3 separate regions of the Homo sapiens genome follow, and regions 1 and 2 are each linked to region 3. The links are chromatin contacts, found by Hi-C or POLR2A ChIA-PET in ENCODE. All regions are on one chromosome and are shown on one strand. The core of a region is the stretch at or near the end of the contact, and the rest is flanking DNA. Distances in the headings are between cores, read along the strand shown.

What was found. A loop is a pair of places that touch in the nucleus more often than their neighbours do. ChIA-PET counts read pairs that join two places held with the same protein, here RNA polymerase II (POLR2A). Pooled maps may share reads with other maps.
Region 1: a pooled map shows a loop between it and region 3 (2.3-fold over the local background). The contact joins the promoter of MTA2 here to the promoter of ZNHIT2 in region 3. A Hi-C loop is called at or near these places in 1 of 50 pooled maps. POLR2A ChIA-PET finds 5 or more read pairs at or near these places in 3 of 52 experiments (MCF 10A, OCI-LY7 and activated B cell).
Region 2: a loop to region 3 is called in a pooled map, with 2.2 times the contacts of the local background. The contact joins the promoter of LBHD1 here to the promoter of ZNHIT2 in region 3. A Hi-C loop is called at or near these places in 1 of 50 pooled maps. POLR2A ChIA-PET finds 5 or more read pairs at or near these places in 2 of 52 experiments (GM10248 and WTC11).

Annotation. Positions count from the first base shown.
Region 1 is chr11:62,599,685-62,604,467 of GRCh38, reverse strand. It overlaps MTA2 (metastasis associated 1 family member 2), which reads left to right and starts at 2,603. Exons shown (of 18, transcript NM_004739.4): 1 at 2,603-3,045; 2 at 3,779-3,846; 3 at 4,209-4,302. The coding sequence starts at 3,018. EML3 (EMAP like 3) reads left to right here. Exons shown (of 22, transcript NM_153265.3): 17 at 267-355; 18 at 427-524; 19 at 652-739; 20 at 1,221-1,319; 21 at 1,579-1,709; 22 at 1,790-2,250. The coding sequence ends at 1,993. RefSeq lists enhancers at 890-1,599, 2,108-2,157, 3,538-3,587, 3,022-3,732 and silencers at 2,908-2,957, 3,028-3,127, 3,208-3,287.
Region 2 is chr11:62,670,781-62,675,850 of GRCh38, reverse strand. LBHD1 (LBH domain containing 1) reads left to right here and starts at 3,584. Exons shown (of 7, transcript NM_024099.5): 1 at 3,584-4,287. It overlaps UQCC3 (ubiquinol-cytochrome c reductase complex assembly factor 3), which reads right to left and starts at 4,178. Exons shown (of 2, transcript NM_001085372.3): 1 at 3,986-4,178; 2 at 2,165-3,898. The coding sequence starts at 4,105. The coding sequence ends at 3,737. RefSeq lists a silencer at 3,375-3,504 and enhancers at 3,745-3,904, 3,271-4,012, 4,013-4,752, 4,753-5,070.
Region 3 is chr11:65,114,950-65,119,490 of GRCh38, reverse strand. It overlaps ZNHIT2 (zinc finger HIT-type containing 2), which reads left to right and starts at 1,790. Exons shown (of 1, transcript NM_014205.4): 1 at 1,790-3,088. The coding sequence starts at 1,838. The coding sequence ends at 3,049. It overlaps TM7SF2 (transmembrane 7 superfamily member 2), which reads right to left. Exons shown (of 10, transcript NM_003273.6): 7 at 4,410-4,541; 8 at 4,097-4,177; 9 at 3,893-4,015; 10 at 3,261-3,598. The coding sequence ends at 3,438. RefSeq lists enhancers at 1,540-1,834, 1,827-2,370, 2,917-3,461, 3,462-4,007.

The DNA of each region.
Region 1 (4,783 bases), core at 1,354-3,853, 2.5 Mb after region 3:
AGGTGGAGGTTGCGTTGAGATCTTGCCACTGCACTCCAGCCTGGGTGACAGAGTGAGACTCTGTCTCAAAACAACAACAACAACAACAACAAACTAAAAAAGAAGAATGCAGTTGTGACCTGTCTTCTACATCAGAGCCTTTCTGTGTGTGTCTCTGAGCTTCTCTTATTTGCCATCCCCAAGCCTACCCAGGGTGGCCTCCCTGGGGGTCTCCTTACATCCTGCCTTTTCGTCTTCCTATCTGCCTCCACTTCCCTCCCTTCCAGGTGGTTGGTTTTGGACACAGAGACCAGAGAGATCGTGTCTGATGTCATTGATGGCAATGAGCAGCTCTCAGTGGTCCGGTACAGCCCAGGTGGGAGCCACCCCAACCCTGGACTCACATGCGTCCCTGGCCCTTCCCTCTCTGAGTGACTGTATTTGCAGATGGGTTGTACCTGGCCATTGGTTCCCATGACAACGTGATCTACATCTATAGTGTTTCCAGTGATGGTGCCAAATCCAGCCGCTTTGGCCGCTGTATGGTGAGGAAGTTGGGGTGTGTGGTGGGGCATGATAACAGCTGCGAAACTCAGGGGTCTGATGCATCAAGGGGGCTCTGGGGATGGGAAATGGATGGGATACTTTAAAACTCTTGACCTTTGCTCCCAGGGTCACTCCAGCTTCATCACTCATCTTGACTGGTCCAAGGATGGGAATTTCATCATGTCCAATTCTGGGGACTATGAGATTCTTTACTGTGAGTGGCAGTGGAGCAGGACATGGGGAGAGGGTAATTGGAGTGGGTTTTGTGTAGGGGGGGCTGTTAGAGGTGTTGTTAGATAAGGAAGTGGAGATGGGGTTAAAGTGGAGTTGGAATTATATGTAGGAGAAATTTCGTGATTTGGAAACAACTAGTTTCACACCATGTCTTGTTGACTTGAGGGAGTTCAAAAATGCGCTAAGAAAAGATTGTTTGGGAAAAGTTTCTCAGGGCAAGTGTGGAGCACTTGACTTATCTAGGGAGGAGGAACTCGTGGAAGCTGTTAGAACTTCAGCCAGAGCTCAGGACAGGACGCACACAGGGTGGGTTTCACAGGGGGAGGAGGTGATGCTACTACGGTGACCAGATCACATGCCATCGCCGGGTTTCATGCCAGTCTTTCCAGTCTGGCTTTCCCTGGCATCTTCCCTACTGAGGGCAGGGTGAGAGCTGAGCTGGGCGGGCTCCCTCTCCCCAGGGGACGTGGCTGGAGGCTGCAAGCAGCTGAAGAATCGCTATGAGAGCCGAGACCGGGAATGGGCTACCTACACCTGTGTGCTGGGCTTTCACGTCTACGGTGAGCAGGGGCGTGGAAACCTGCTGGAAGGGTGGGGGACAAGGTGGAGCCCAGTTTGGGCTTGGAACGCTGGGCGTGTGTCGTTGGGTGAGAGTCCAGAAACCTGAAGATCCAGCCCAGGAGGCCCCTCGGGACCGGGAAGGCTTGCCTGGAACGCGGCAGTGGGTGGCCGCGGCTGCCGGAGCGCCTGAAATGGTGTAGCTCTGGGCCGTGGGTGGCGGTGGGTAGGAGGTCGGGCTGAGGCCGGCCGCTGTGCTAGGCGTCTGGCCGGACGGCTCCGATGGGACCGACATCAACTCCCTGTGCCGCTCCCACAACGAGCGCGTGGTGGCGGTGGCCGACGACTTCTGCAAAGTGCATCTCTTCCAGTACCCGTGCGCTCGTGCCAAGGTGAGGCCGCGGGGATCGCCGGGGTGGGACCGGTGGGCCCGAGGGCTCAGCCGCCACCGCAACTCTTCCCTCCGGCCCAGGCGCCGAGCCGCATGTACGGGGGCCACGGCAGCCACGTGACCAGCGTCCGATTCACGCACGACGACTCGCACCTCGTCTCGCTGGGCGGCAAGGACGCCAGCATCTTCCAGTGGCGAGTGCTGGGCGCTGGGGGCGCGGGGCCGGCGCCCGCCACGCCCTCTCGAACCCCCTCCCTGTCCCCCGCCTCCTCCCTCGACGTTTGATCGCTGCCTGGCGGGACCGACTGGCCCGGCGGCGTGGCCCCGCCCCGCCCTGCCCTTCCCTGGCCCAATCCCCCACGACTAGGGGCCGACTCTTTCCTGGACTGACTTCGAGACATTCCCGATCGCGCATTTTCCTGGAGGGCGCGAACGGCGCCCCTGCACACACTGTTTAGACCCGCTGGCTGAGCCGGGCAGCCCCAGCCTAGGCCTTGACTCCCGCTGCCTGCTGAGGGGCAATAAACCAGAACCAAAGTCGCCTCCCGGTGCTTTTGTGGGGCGCTGCCGGGCGCCTCCGGGGCTCTGTGGGGTGGGGACGAAGGAAAAGAGGCGTGCGGAAAGGGTAAGGGAGCGTAGACCATTTATGCAAATGACAGGCAAAGCCGCTTGCAAATAACCTGGCGAAGCGCTAAGGCGCGCGAGTCTTTGGGGCGCGAGGAGGAGCTGCAGGGCTCCAGCGAGGACAGAGTTAAGCCCGACTCCTCTCCCGCCCTCGGAAAAGGGGGTGGGGCCGAGCTGCGACGGAAATAGCCGAGCGGTTGCCCGACAGGAGCCGAACTTCTTCCGGAAGTAGCCGATCTGCGGGGTCTCGCTCTCCGACCTGAGCCGAGCAGTGGGCCTTGTTCTCCGGATCGGCCGAAGGTGTTCCGGAAGGAGGCGAACCCTGAGGCGGGCCCGGCAAGCCTTCCCTGCGGCCGGCAGAGCCCAACGACTAGTGGGACTCCGCGGGGGCGGGGGTAGCTGGAGCCTGGCTCTGGCCTGGCAGGAGCCGAGCTCGTTCCGGAAGAAGCCGAGCGGACGGGGGCCAGCCTCAGCGTCCCGGGAGTGAGGCGATAGCTGCGGCGGCGACAGCGCGGGCCGGGATGAACCGCGACGGCTGAGGCAGCGGAGGTGCCGGCTGCGCGGGCCCCAGTGAGACTCCCTCGAAGCGGCAGCCCACCGTTCGGGGCTTTGCCTCGAGCCGAGCCCTGCCCCCGCGAGCCTCCCGGACCCCTTTGTGCGGCCGGAGGCGGCGGCGGGAACGGCCATGGCGGCCAACATGTACCGGGTGGGAGGTGAGTACCGGGCGCAGGGATACGGGGCCCGGGGCGGGAGAGGTTGGGGTAGGGACCTGAGGGGCTCGGCACCGGGTGGCGCGAGGCGCAGCGTATGGGGCAGCGTGGACCGGAGCGCGGACCGGAACCGGAACCGGGAGACGAGGAGAGAGGGTGCGGGGAACCGCGACGCGGCAGGGCTCCGAGACTCCCAGAGAGAAGCTGCGGGCAGCCCCGACGGCACTTTCGGGGCTGCGTCAGGGGCTCCCCGGGGCACGGAGTGGCCTTCGGAACCGGTTCCGAAGGAGCTGACAGGGTAGGGAGGGAACGCGAGGGGCTGGGGCGACGGCTTTGCCACCGCGGGGGAGCCGCCCGGAGGTTTCCTCTTCCCAGGCGTTATTGTGCGCCTCGATTCGAAAAGGTAGGGGCCCTGCGCTAGAGCGGACAATTACTTCGCCGCGACTGGGGTGCAACTCATCGCTGAGTTGTGGGGACTGCAGGGGAACCCCTGCTTCTTGCCTGTTCCTTAAGGCTCTCTTTTGAGTAAAGGATCTAATTTTAGAACTAGGTGCGGTGGGGATGGGGGACATCCTTATTTTCTCTTAGTCTGTCCACTTTCACATCTCAGCGCCCTTTCTACCTGAATCCTTATCTCCTTTTGATCCACTCAGGCCAACTTTCTCTCCTACCCTGGTGCTCTGCGTCTCCCATCTCCTCTGATCTTCGTGGTTCTCCCCCCTCCCTTCCCTTACAGATTACGTCTATTTTGAGAACTCTTCCAGCAATCCTTACCTGGTTAGACGGATTGAGGAGCTCAACAAGGTGAGTGGAGCAGAATCCCTCTCCCTCCCTCCCGCAGTGGTCTCTTCTGAGGTTTCTAACTTCTGGTGGAAGAGAGGATCCTATACTAAGTACCCATTCATATTCGTTCATTCATTCATTGGATGTATTCAGGAAAGGCTATTGAGAGGTTAGCAGGAACTTTACTATTCTGTCTCTTGGGGGCAAAGGAAAGGGATTTGGAAGTCTATCCTTGAATGTAAGTCTTTACTCATATTTTCTTGGGCTTTTTAATTTAGGTCCCTCTGAAACTTACTGTTATTTGTCTCTTTGTGCATTTCTGTTCCCAGATGATCAATTTCCACTGCTACGTTGTTTTGTTTTTGTTTTTTTCCTCCCCTTAGACTGCAAATGGAAATGTGGAGGCAAAGGTTGTCTGTCTTTTCCGGCGCAGGGACATTTCTAGTAGCCTCAACAGCCTGGCTGATAGTAATGCCAGTGAGTATCTTCCTCCCTTTCTTTTTCTCCTACCCATGATCTGAGGCCTGGGCATGTCCCTGCAGGTATTTCCCCTGGTAGCATGCCCAAGGCAGAGGTGTGAGTTTGGGGGTGGGAAATGCCTGGCCTGAGGAGGGAGGCCTGTTTTTACATGTTGGGGTTGGAAGCAGGGTGGAGAGATTGTGATAAGGAAAGCGATAATATGGTTTGTATATGAGAGTAAGAGAGAGATGATAACATTTAGAGTATGAGGACGAGCTTTAGAGAAACAATGGTTTTCTAAAGGGGGGCAGTTTGGGGTACATTGAGACAGTAGGTGATGACTGAAGGTCAACGTGAAGAGGAAGACATTGTACTGAGAAGCCTGCGTAACAGAGAAGCAGGCTTATTTTGTAATCACAAGGTGATGAGAGTACCTGGAAGTTAGAAGATGGCTGGAAGTTTTCTTGCGCTTTTTAATTTCTCACCTCGCCCATTTCCC
Region 2 (5,070 bases), core at 2,335-4,834, 2.4 Mb after region 3:
CTCCAGACACCCATGGCCACTTCATGTAAACCACTGAGAATTTCTTTTTTTTTTTTTTTTTTGAAATGGAGTCTTGCTCTGTCACCCAAGCTGGAGTGCAGTGGCACAGTATTGGCTCACTGCAACCTCCGCCTCCTGAGTTCACGGGATTCTTCTGCCTCAGCCTCCCAAGTATCTGGGATTACAGGCGCGCACCACCATGCCCAGCTAATTTTTTGTATTTTTAGTAGAGTCAGCGTTTCACCATGATGGCCAAGCTGGTTTCAAACTCCTGACCTCAAGTGATCCACCCGCCTCGGCCTCCCAAAGTGCTAGGATTACAGGCGTGAGCCACCACGCCCGGCCACCACTGACAATTTTTAGAGTACTTTGAGAGACTATACAATATCATGATCAAATTTTGTAATTAAACCTAATGAGGACAACAGGCACTTCTCAAATAAGAGATGTGTCCATTACGGGGCTCCCCTACTCTTAAGGTACTCACAAGGAGGCAGATAAACAGTTTCTTTTTTTTTTTCCTTTGAGATGGAGTTTTGCTTTTGTTGCCCAGGCTGGAGTGCAATGGAGCGATCTCAGCTCACTGCAACCTCCACCTCCCGGGTTCAAGCGATTCTCCTGCCTTAGCCTCCTGAGTAGGTGGGGTTACAGGCATGCACCACCACGCCCAGCTAATTTTTTTTTTTTTTTTTTTTTAAGAGACAGGGTTTCACCTTGTTGGTCAGGTTGGTCTTGAACTCCTGACCTCAGATGATCCGCCCGCCTCTGCCTCCCAAAGTGCTGGGATTACAGTCTTGAGCCACTGTGCCTGGCCAGATAAACAGTTTCTTTATTCATCCTCCTCCTCTTCATCTTCCTCTTCCACCTTTTTCCAGGCAACTTTAGCAGGACCCTTTGCATCATCAAACCAACCTTTCTACTTATAGTCAGGAACATCCTTCTTATACTTTTCCTTCAGCTTTGCTACCTTAGTGATGTCATTTAAGTTATTTCACATCTCACCCAGAAAACCTAGCTTCTTAATAGAATAGGAATAGTGCCTATTTCTTGGGATTGTCATGAGGGTTACATAATGCTGGTATAAGATGCTTTAGCATAGTGCCTGGTACCTAATAAGTCCCCAGTAAGCATTAGCTACTAAAAGGATAATTTTATTTACTTATTTGAGGTGGAGTCTTGCTCTAGATCCCAGGCTGTAGTACAGTGGTGCAATCTCGGCTCATTATAACCAACGTCTGCCGGGTTCAAGCAATTCTGCCTCAGCCTCTCGAGTAGCTGGGATTGCAGGTGTGTGCCACCACACCCAGCTAATTCTTTGTATTTTTTAGTAGAGATGGGGTTTCACCATGTTGGCCAGGCTGGTCTTGAACTCCTGACCTCAAGATCCACCTGTCTCAGCCTCCCAAAATGCTGGGCTAAAAGGGTTTTGTTTTTTTGTTTTTTTTTTTTGAGACATCTCCTCACTCTGTTACCCAGGCTGGAGTGCAGTGGCACGATCTCGGCTCACCGTAACCTCTGCCTCCTGAGTTCAAGCGATTCTCCTGCCTCAGCCTCCCGAGTAGCTGGGACCACAGGCACGTGCCGCCATGCCCAGCTAATTTTTGTATTTTTAGTAGATACAGGGTCTCACCATGTTGGCGCTTCTCTCTGCTTTTTAAAACCAACCAAGAAGCACTGATGAGCTTATCTATGATAGTCCCTCTGGCTGCTGATCACCCCACCCTGCTGTCCTGTCAAACTGCTCCTGACTCCACTCCTTCCTGGACTAGGAGAAAGGCCACAGTTACTCTGTAAAGATCACATGTAACATGTGTTCCAGCAGCTGAAAAGAGCACCAATACTTATATCTGGGTTTACACCCCAGTGTTAGAAAGCTTTATTTGGGCCAGGCACGGCGGGTCATGCTTGTAATCCCAGCACTTTGGGAGGTTGAGGCGGGCAGATCACCTGAGGTCAGGAGTTCAAGACCAGCCTGGCCAACATGGTGAAACCCTGTATCTACTAAAAATACAAAGATTATCCTGGCATAGTGGCGCACCCCTGTAGTCCCAGCTACTGGAGAGGCTGAGGCAGGAGAATCGCTTGAACCCAGGAGGCGGAGGTTGCATTGAGTTGAGATCGCTCCATTGCACTCCAGCGTGGGCAACAACACAGAAATTCTGTCTCAAAAAAAAAAAAAAAGCTTTATTTGGTGTTCTGACTTTAATAACAGCAGCCTTTTTTTCAATTGCAGTCTTGCTTGGGAACCACAGGATAGACAAAAGAGGAGCAACTTGGTTGACTAGGCTGTGGGGCTTTGACCCCACTTATTTAATCCCCTCAGTGGCAGCTCCAATAAATCCTGACCAGATCCAGAGATTGGGGACCACTTTACATTTCTAAATTAATGTTTTACAATAATCCTCGTAGTTATGACCTTTCATAGAACAGGGCTGAGGTTTGTAACATGCTGGAGTTCAACCAGGATCTGTGACTCAAAGCACACTCCTTTTACTACTAGTAAGTCAGCCTCCTAAGCTTGTTTAACCAGAGGTTAAATAATGGCCACAGAAAGCATTGTGGCATATGTTAAGTGCTAGATGCCCCTCCAATCTCGCTCCAAGGACAGGAGTCCTGAGTGTCCACTATAGGCATCCATTACTTCAAGACTTCCCAGGATAGTTCAGATTTCAAGAATGTCCCACGGTTATCCCTGGAAGTACACTCCAACCTGACACCACATGACCTGTTTTGAAAATGTGGTTGGCCGGGCGCAGTGGCTCACGCCTCTAATCCCAGCACTTTGGGAGGCTGAGACGGGTGAACTGCCTGAGGTCAGGAGTTCGAGATCAGCCTGGCCACATGGTGAAACCCGCCTCTACTAAAACTACTAATATCAGCCGGGCGTGGTTGCGGACGCCTGTAATCCCAGCTACATGGGAGGCTGAGTAAGGAGAACAGCTTGAACCCAGGAGGCAGAGGTTGCAGTGAGCCAAGATTGCGCCACTGCACTCCTGCCTGGGTGACAAGAGCAAGACTCCATCTCAAAAAAAAGAAAAAATGTGGCCGCGGCAGGGCGAGGTGGTTCACGCCTGTAATCCCAGCCCTTTGGGAGGCCGAGGCGGGCGGATCACCTGGGTCTGGAGTTCGAGACCAGTCTAGCCAACATGGTGAACCCTGTCTCAACTAAAAACACAAAAGTTAGCTGGGCTTGGTGGCGCGCACTTGTGATCCCGGCTACTCGGGAAGCTGAGGCAGGAGAATTGCTGGAACCCAGGGGCGGAGGTTGCAGTGAGCCGAGATCGTGCCACTGCACTCCAGCCTGGGTGACATTGACTCCGTCTCAAAAAAAAAAAAAAAAAAAAAATGTGGTCAGATACCTATCGGGATCAGCCTCTTCTGGTGGGGTGGGACAGGCAGCAGCTCCAGGCCGCGCCCCCAGCACCGACCACGCGTCTCTAAGCATTGGTAGGTGTCGACTGCAGGGCTCATTCTGGGTGGAGGAACATGATTTTATTGGTTCTTTCAGTTCACCACATCCGACTCGCGTCTCGGCCCTGGCCCGCCTTGCGGACCTTAAAGCAGTCAGTCCAGGGTTTGGGGGAAACGTGCTCACCCGACGGCAGCTCACAGGACCCCGGAGAGTCCTGGCATGGTATCTCGGTCCGGACTCTCCGCTGGGCCCACGAAGGAGAAAGGCTGCCTCGGATTCCTGCGCCCAAGCCAAGGTCCGGCGCCCACGGAGGCAAGTCCGGTCTCACGGTGACCTCCCGCCGGCGCCGCCTTCGCCGCCAACCATCCAGTTCTTCCTCCAGGCCACGTTCTCCTGCGTGGTCGCTGCCTCCTGCAGAGTGGCCAGCAATAGCTGCTGGGTCCTGGCCGCCTCCTCCCTGCTCCTTGGGTCCTGCAGTGGCATCTCCTGAGGGCAGGAAGGGGAGTTCGCAGGAGCTCCAGTCCGGGGCTCTCCACCCGCCCACCCTTCCTCGGGACTACCAGTTGCTTCTACCTTTAGCATTTCCTGCTTCCGCCGCTCTCCCGGGGTCACGATAACGAGGAGCGCGTAGCCCACGCCAGCCCCTGCGCCCAGCATTGCGACTGAGATCAGCATTTTCCGCAAGGAATCCATGGCCGCCTGCACAGCCAGCGGAGCGCCCACGGGAGCTCCCCGCAGCCGCAAGCTGTTGCCGCGCGGTCTCACTACCCCTTGGCGCAGGCTAGAGCGCCCTATAGCAGAAACCATAGATAAGCGGCCGGCTAGAGAGGACCTGCTCGAGGAAACGTTTGGAATCCGGAGCGCTTGGATCTCAGGTTTAGCTGAGGGGGTTGAGGTGTCCAAGAAGTGCTGGCACCAAGGGCTGAGCGCGGGGACCCTGTGTCCTCAATTCCGGGGTGGGATTGCTAGGGGGAGAGTGCGTGTCTTCATGGTTGCCGTGGGTTTTATGATTGCCCATTTTTCTGTCTTCCGACGTTTCCCGATCAGTAGAGGCCCGAGCTGTGCTCTGTGGTTTCCTGCAGTCACCCGCGCGTTTTCAACACAGCGCATGGAGGGCATCTACACACATACACATCCCTCTCCATCCCCTCAACTCTGGAACAAACACTCAAAGTCAAGTATACTGGTTGGAGAAATGGGTAATAGTTACTTATCTTTAACATTTATTTTACAAACAACCTATTCCTTTTCTCGTCATGGTACACACTTGGTATTGTTTGGGTTTTTTTTTGGTTTTGTTGTTGTTGTTAGTGTGTGGGCGTGGTTTTGTTTGTTTTTGGAGACAAGGTCTCGCTCTGTCGCCCAGGGCTGGAGTGCAGTGGCGCGATCATGGCTCACTGAAGCCTCGACTTCCAGGGCCCAAGCGATCCTCCTGCCTCAACCTCCCGGATAGCTGGGATTACAGGCGTGCACCACCACGCCCGGCTGGTATTGCTTTTTGTTTTGCTTCGTTTTCTTTTTTGCTTTTTGAGACAGAGTCTCACTCTGTTGCCCAGCTGGAGTGCAGTGGCGTGATCTCGGCTCACTGCAAGCTCTGCCTCCCGGGTTCACGCCATTCTCCTGCCTCAGCCTCCCGAGTAGCTGGGACTACAGGCGCC
Region 3 (4,541 bases), core at 541-3,040:
CCAGCTAATTTTTGTATTTTTAGTAGACATGGGGTTTCCCCATGTTGGCCAGGATGGTCTCGATCTCTTGACCTCGTGATCGCCCACCTCGGCCTCCCAAAGTACTGGGATTACAGCCATGAGCCACAGTGCCCGGCCTTTTCTTTTTTGTTTTTGAGACAAGGTCTCTCTCATCCAGGCTGGAGTGCAGTTGCACAATCATGGCTCACTGCAGCCGCCAACTCCTGGGCCCAGGTGATCCTACTCAGCCTCCAAAGTAGCTGAGGACTACAGGCATGCACCGCCACACCTGGCTAATTTTTTGTACTTTTTTGTAGAGACAGGGTTTTGCTATGTTGCCCAGGCTGGTCTTGAACTGGGCTCAAGTGATCCGCCCACCTTGGCCTCCCAAAGTGCTGAGATTACAGGTGTCAGCCGCTGTGCCCAGCCGAGAGGTCCTGTTTAAATGACGTGAGTGAGACCTGAGATGAACCAGTCAAGTGATCAGGTAGGGGAATATTTCAAGCCTAGAGGACTGTGTGAAGATGGGGAAGAGGTGATGTCTAGGGCTGGGGGCGGGCAGATCCTGCAAGGCCTTGTCAGCCATAGAGAGGAGTTTGGGTTTGAGTCCAAGTGCAATGGAGGGTCGCAGAAGGGTTTTGAGTAACAGATGGATCTCATCTGACTTGTGATCTAATTTCTCTGGCAGGTTTTTCTGGAGGGCTGGCAAGAAAGTTAGGAAAAACACTTAATGTGTTGTCATCCACATGAGGGGTCAGGAAGCTTAGACCACCAGTAGTAGCAGGGATGCAAAGAACACTCACAGTTTGGTTCATCACACCCCCCACTCCACCACAAGAGTGAGCTCTATTAGAACAGGGACCCCCGGCTCCCTTTGATGTGCATTGTGTTCTTGGCACCTAGAATGGGGCCTGCACTTAATAAGATGGATGAATAGTGGTATTTAATGAGAAGATACTTAATGAAAAGAAGAGGCAGTTTTGGAGGAAAAAAATCATAGGAGCTCAGATATTTCTTAAATGCTGCTTTCTATTTATCTTTTTGAGGTGGAGTTTCTCTCTGTGGCCCAGGCTCGCAGGCTGGAGAGCGGTGGCGCGATCTCGGCTAACTGCAGCCTCCACCTCCCGGGTTCAAGCGATTCCCCTGCCTCAGCCTCAGGAGTAGCTGGGACTACAAGCACCCGTCCCCCACGCCCGGCTAATTTTGTATTCTTAGTAGAGACGGGGTTTCTCCATGTTGGTCAGGCTGGTCTCAAACTCCTGACCTCAGGTCATCTGCCCGCCTCGGCCTCCCAAAATGCTGGGATTACCGGCGTGACCCACCGTACCTGGCCCTAACTGTCCTTTTATTTGTCTGTGTCCCCTAGTGCATTTTATTTGTCTGTGTCCAGCGCAGGGATGCATCGCCTCCCGTAGGCTTGGCACAATTAGTGGCCCAGAGTAGGTGCCTAGTAAAGATGGATTTATGCCACAGCACATTGTAGTGCTAAAAAGAGGGTTTTCTCTTTAGATGATCGGGCCACGTTTTGGTGTGACCACTAGGGGGAGACGTGGCACCGGCGAAGCGCTCGCCAGACCCATTTTTTCGCTCCTTGCGTCATCGCATAGGGCGGGGCTCGTACCTGACGCCCGGCTTCTGGGCCTGCTCTCGCCCTACTAGGGAAAGGGGTGGGGCTTGGCTTTCGGGCGTGGGCGGAAATTGCCGAGAATCCTCGGAAGCTTTGCGAAAACACAGCGCGCCGTCGGCCGCGCTGCGAACCGGAAGTAATCGAAGAAGCCCCGGAAGTTTCGAACTACCACCGGCGTGCGTTCGCAGGTAGATCGCGGTGCCAGTTGCCATGGAGCCGGCCGGGCCCTGTGGCTTCTGCCCGGCGGGGGAGGTCCAGCCAGCGCGTTACACCTGCCCTCGCTGTAATGCGCCCTACTGCTCGCTGCGCTGCTACCGGACGCATGGCACCTGCGCAGAAAACTTCTACCGTGACCAGGTGCTGGGAGAGCTCCGCGGTTGCAGCGCTCCTCCCAGCCGCCTAGCAAGCGCCCTACGCCGGCTGCGTCAGCAACGCGAGACCGAGGACGAGCCTGGGGAAGCAGGCCTCAGCTCCGGCCCGGCGCCCGGCGGCCTATCGGGACTCTGGGAGCGGCTGGCGCCGGGCGAAAAAGCTGCCTTCGAGCGGCTGCTGAGCCGCGGTGAGGCCGGGCGGCTGCTGCCTCCATGGCGGCCGTGGTGGTGGAACCGCGGAGCCGGACCGCAGCTTCTGGAGGAGCTGGATAATGCCCCGGGTAGTGACGCCGCGGAGCTGGAGCTCGCCCCTGCGAGGACCCCGCCGGATTCTGTGAAAGATGCCTCCGCCGCGGAGCCCGCGGCCGCCGAGCGGGTTCTTGGAGATGTCCCGGGGGCCTGCACGCCCGTCGTACCCACCCGCATCCCCGCGATAGTCAGCCTGAGCCGCGGCCCAGTCTCGCCGCTCGTGCGCTTCCAGCTGCCCAATGTGCTGTTCGCCTACGCGCATACTCTCGCCCTGTATCACGGCGGTGACGACGCGCTGCTCTCTGACTTCTGTGCCACACTGCTCGGCGTTTCCGGAGCCCTGGGTGCCCAGCAAGTCTTCGCCTCTGCGGAAGAAGCCCTGCAGGCGGCAGCCCACGTGCTGGAAGCAGGCGAGCACCCGCCGGGGCCCCTGGGCACACGAGGGGCTATGCACGAGGTCGCCCGCATCCTGCTGGGCGAGGGCCCGACCAACCAGAAAGGCTACACGCTGGCAGCACTGGGGGACCTGGCACAGACCCTGGGCCGTGCCCGGAAACAGGCCGTGGCTAGAGAAGAGCGAGATCATCTTTACCGGGCCCGGAAAAAGTGCCAGTTCCTCCTGGCCTGGACCAACGAAAATGAGGCGGCCCTCACACCCCTGGCCCTAGACTGCGCCAGGGCTCACCAAGCCCATGCTGTGGTAGCCGAGGAGGTGGCCGCCCTCACTGGGGAGCTGGAGCGGCTTTGGGGAGGCCCCGTGCCACCTGCCCCAAGAACTCTCATTGAGGAGCTCCCTAGCTGAACGGGTTACCCTGGTCATTAATAAAGCTGTGACTGGTCAGCCCTGTTGCTTGTTTCTGAGGGATAGCTATTGTCCCACCAGACCCCAGATTCCTGGGCCCACAAGCCACTGCTCAGCTTCTCCCTGATCAGTGCTGACCCAGCCAGTCCTAGGGGAGAGAAGTGCACCAAGGGTTCCCAGTGTTTATCCAAAGGAGGAAGAGCATCTCCGATTTTGGTCACTGGTTTCATTTTTTTCCTTGCTCTAAACCACCTCTTCTCTGAGGTTGTTCATCCTCAGGGCTGGGTGGGGTGCAAGCCCTTGAGTCCCAAGTGTGTCGAGGCTCCTGGTCCTGGGTGTGCTGGTGGATGAGTGGGCACATGCCCCCACCTGGGGTGGTGGAGCCGCTTCAGTAGATGTAGGGCATGATGCGGTAAGGCACACGCCGGCAGTACTCCTGCCAGGCCAGGCCGTACTTCTGCAGGCACTGCCGCTCATCCCGGGCCTCACGGTGCACCAGCAGCGCGGTGAAGTAGAGGAGGTAGAAGTAGGGCAGCAGGTGTGACACCCCTGTAGAGAAGGAGGCTCTGTGACCACCCTGCCGGCCCCTCCACCCCGCAGTTCACAAACGTTTCCACACCTCATGGCTCATGTGGGCATCGGGGCTCAGCAGCAAAAGCGCCAGGGTCTGCAGCAAAGCACACGGTACTAGGTTGGCACAGAGGTGTGCCCCAGCCACACACTGGGTCCACCCCCAGCTCTCTGACTACTCTCACTGGTGCATACCCAAAGTAGGCATCCTGTGGTCGCTGAGCCACCTCTTCCCCTCACATGTCCCTACCCATATCCACATGGGCCACTCACCGCAGGGCAAGGACCAAGCCAGAGCCATGATGAGGTCTCCAAGATAGTTGGGATGGCGGACCATACCCCACCACCCAGACACCAGCAGTTTCCGCCCTGTGGCTGTAGAGATGGTCTCAAGCCCTGGGGAAAGACAGCAGGGTGGAGAGTTCCCAGGAAGCCCAGCTGCCCCACCTCACCCATGGCCCTAGAGAACCAGCTCACCAGCCACTCTGGGGTCAGAAGGATTCTTTCGGAAAGTGTTTTTCTGGGAATTCGCCCCACGGAAGATGTAGTAACCAGTAGCTGGTGAGAGAGTGTGAACCGGTGGTCAAGGTCAAGGGTTGCAGCCTCCTGCCTGACCCCGAACATCTGCCCAACTTGTCTGCAGCCCAGACTCTGCCTGGACCCCCAGGACCCTGCCCTGGCTTTAGAGAACCCTGGGGGTTAGCACCTATGTGGTGGTGCGTGTAAACAGAGCATGAATCAAAGGGATAGGGGGAAGATGGGCCCAGCCTGCTGCCCCTTCCTGACTGACCATTGATGAGGCAGATGACAGAGGCCATGGGCAACCCCAGGGGCTGCGGGTGGTGCAGCAGGAACTGGGCCTGCAGGCTGTAGGTGAAGGGCACCCAGGCCATGTCCCCAAACGCCAGCATGAAGCCAAACC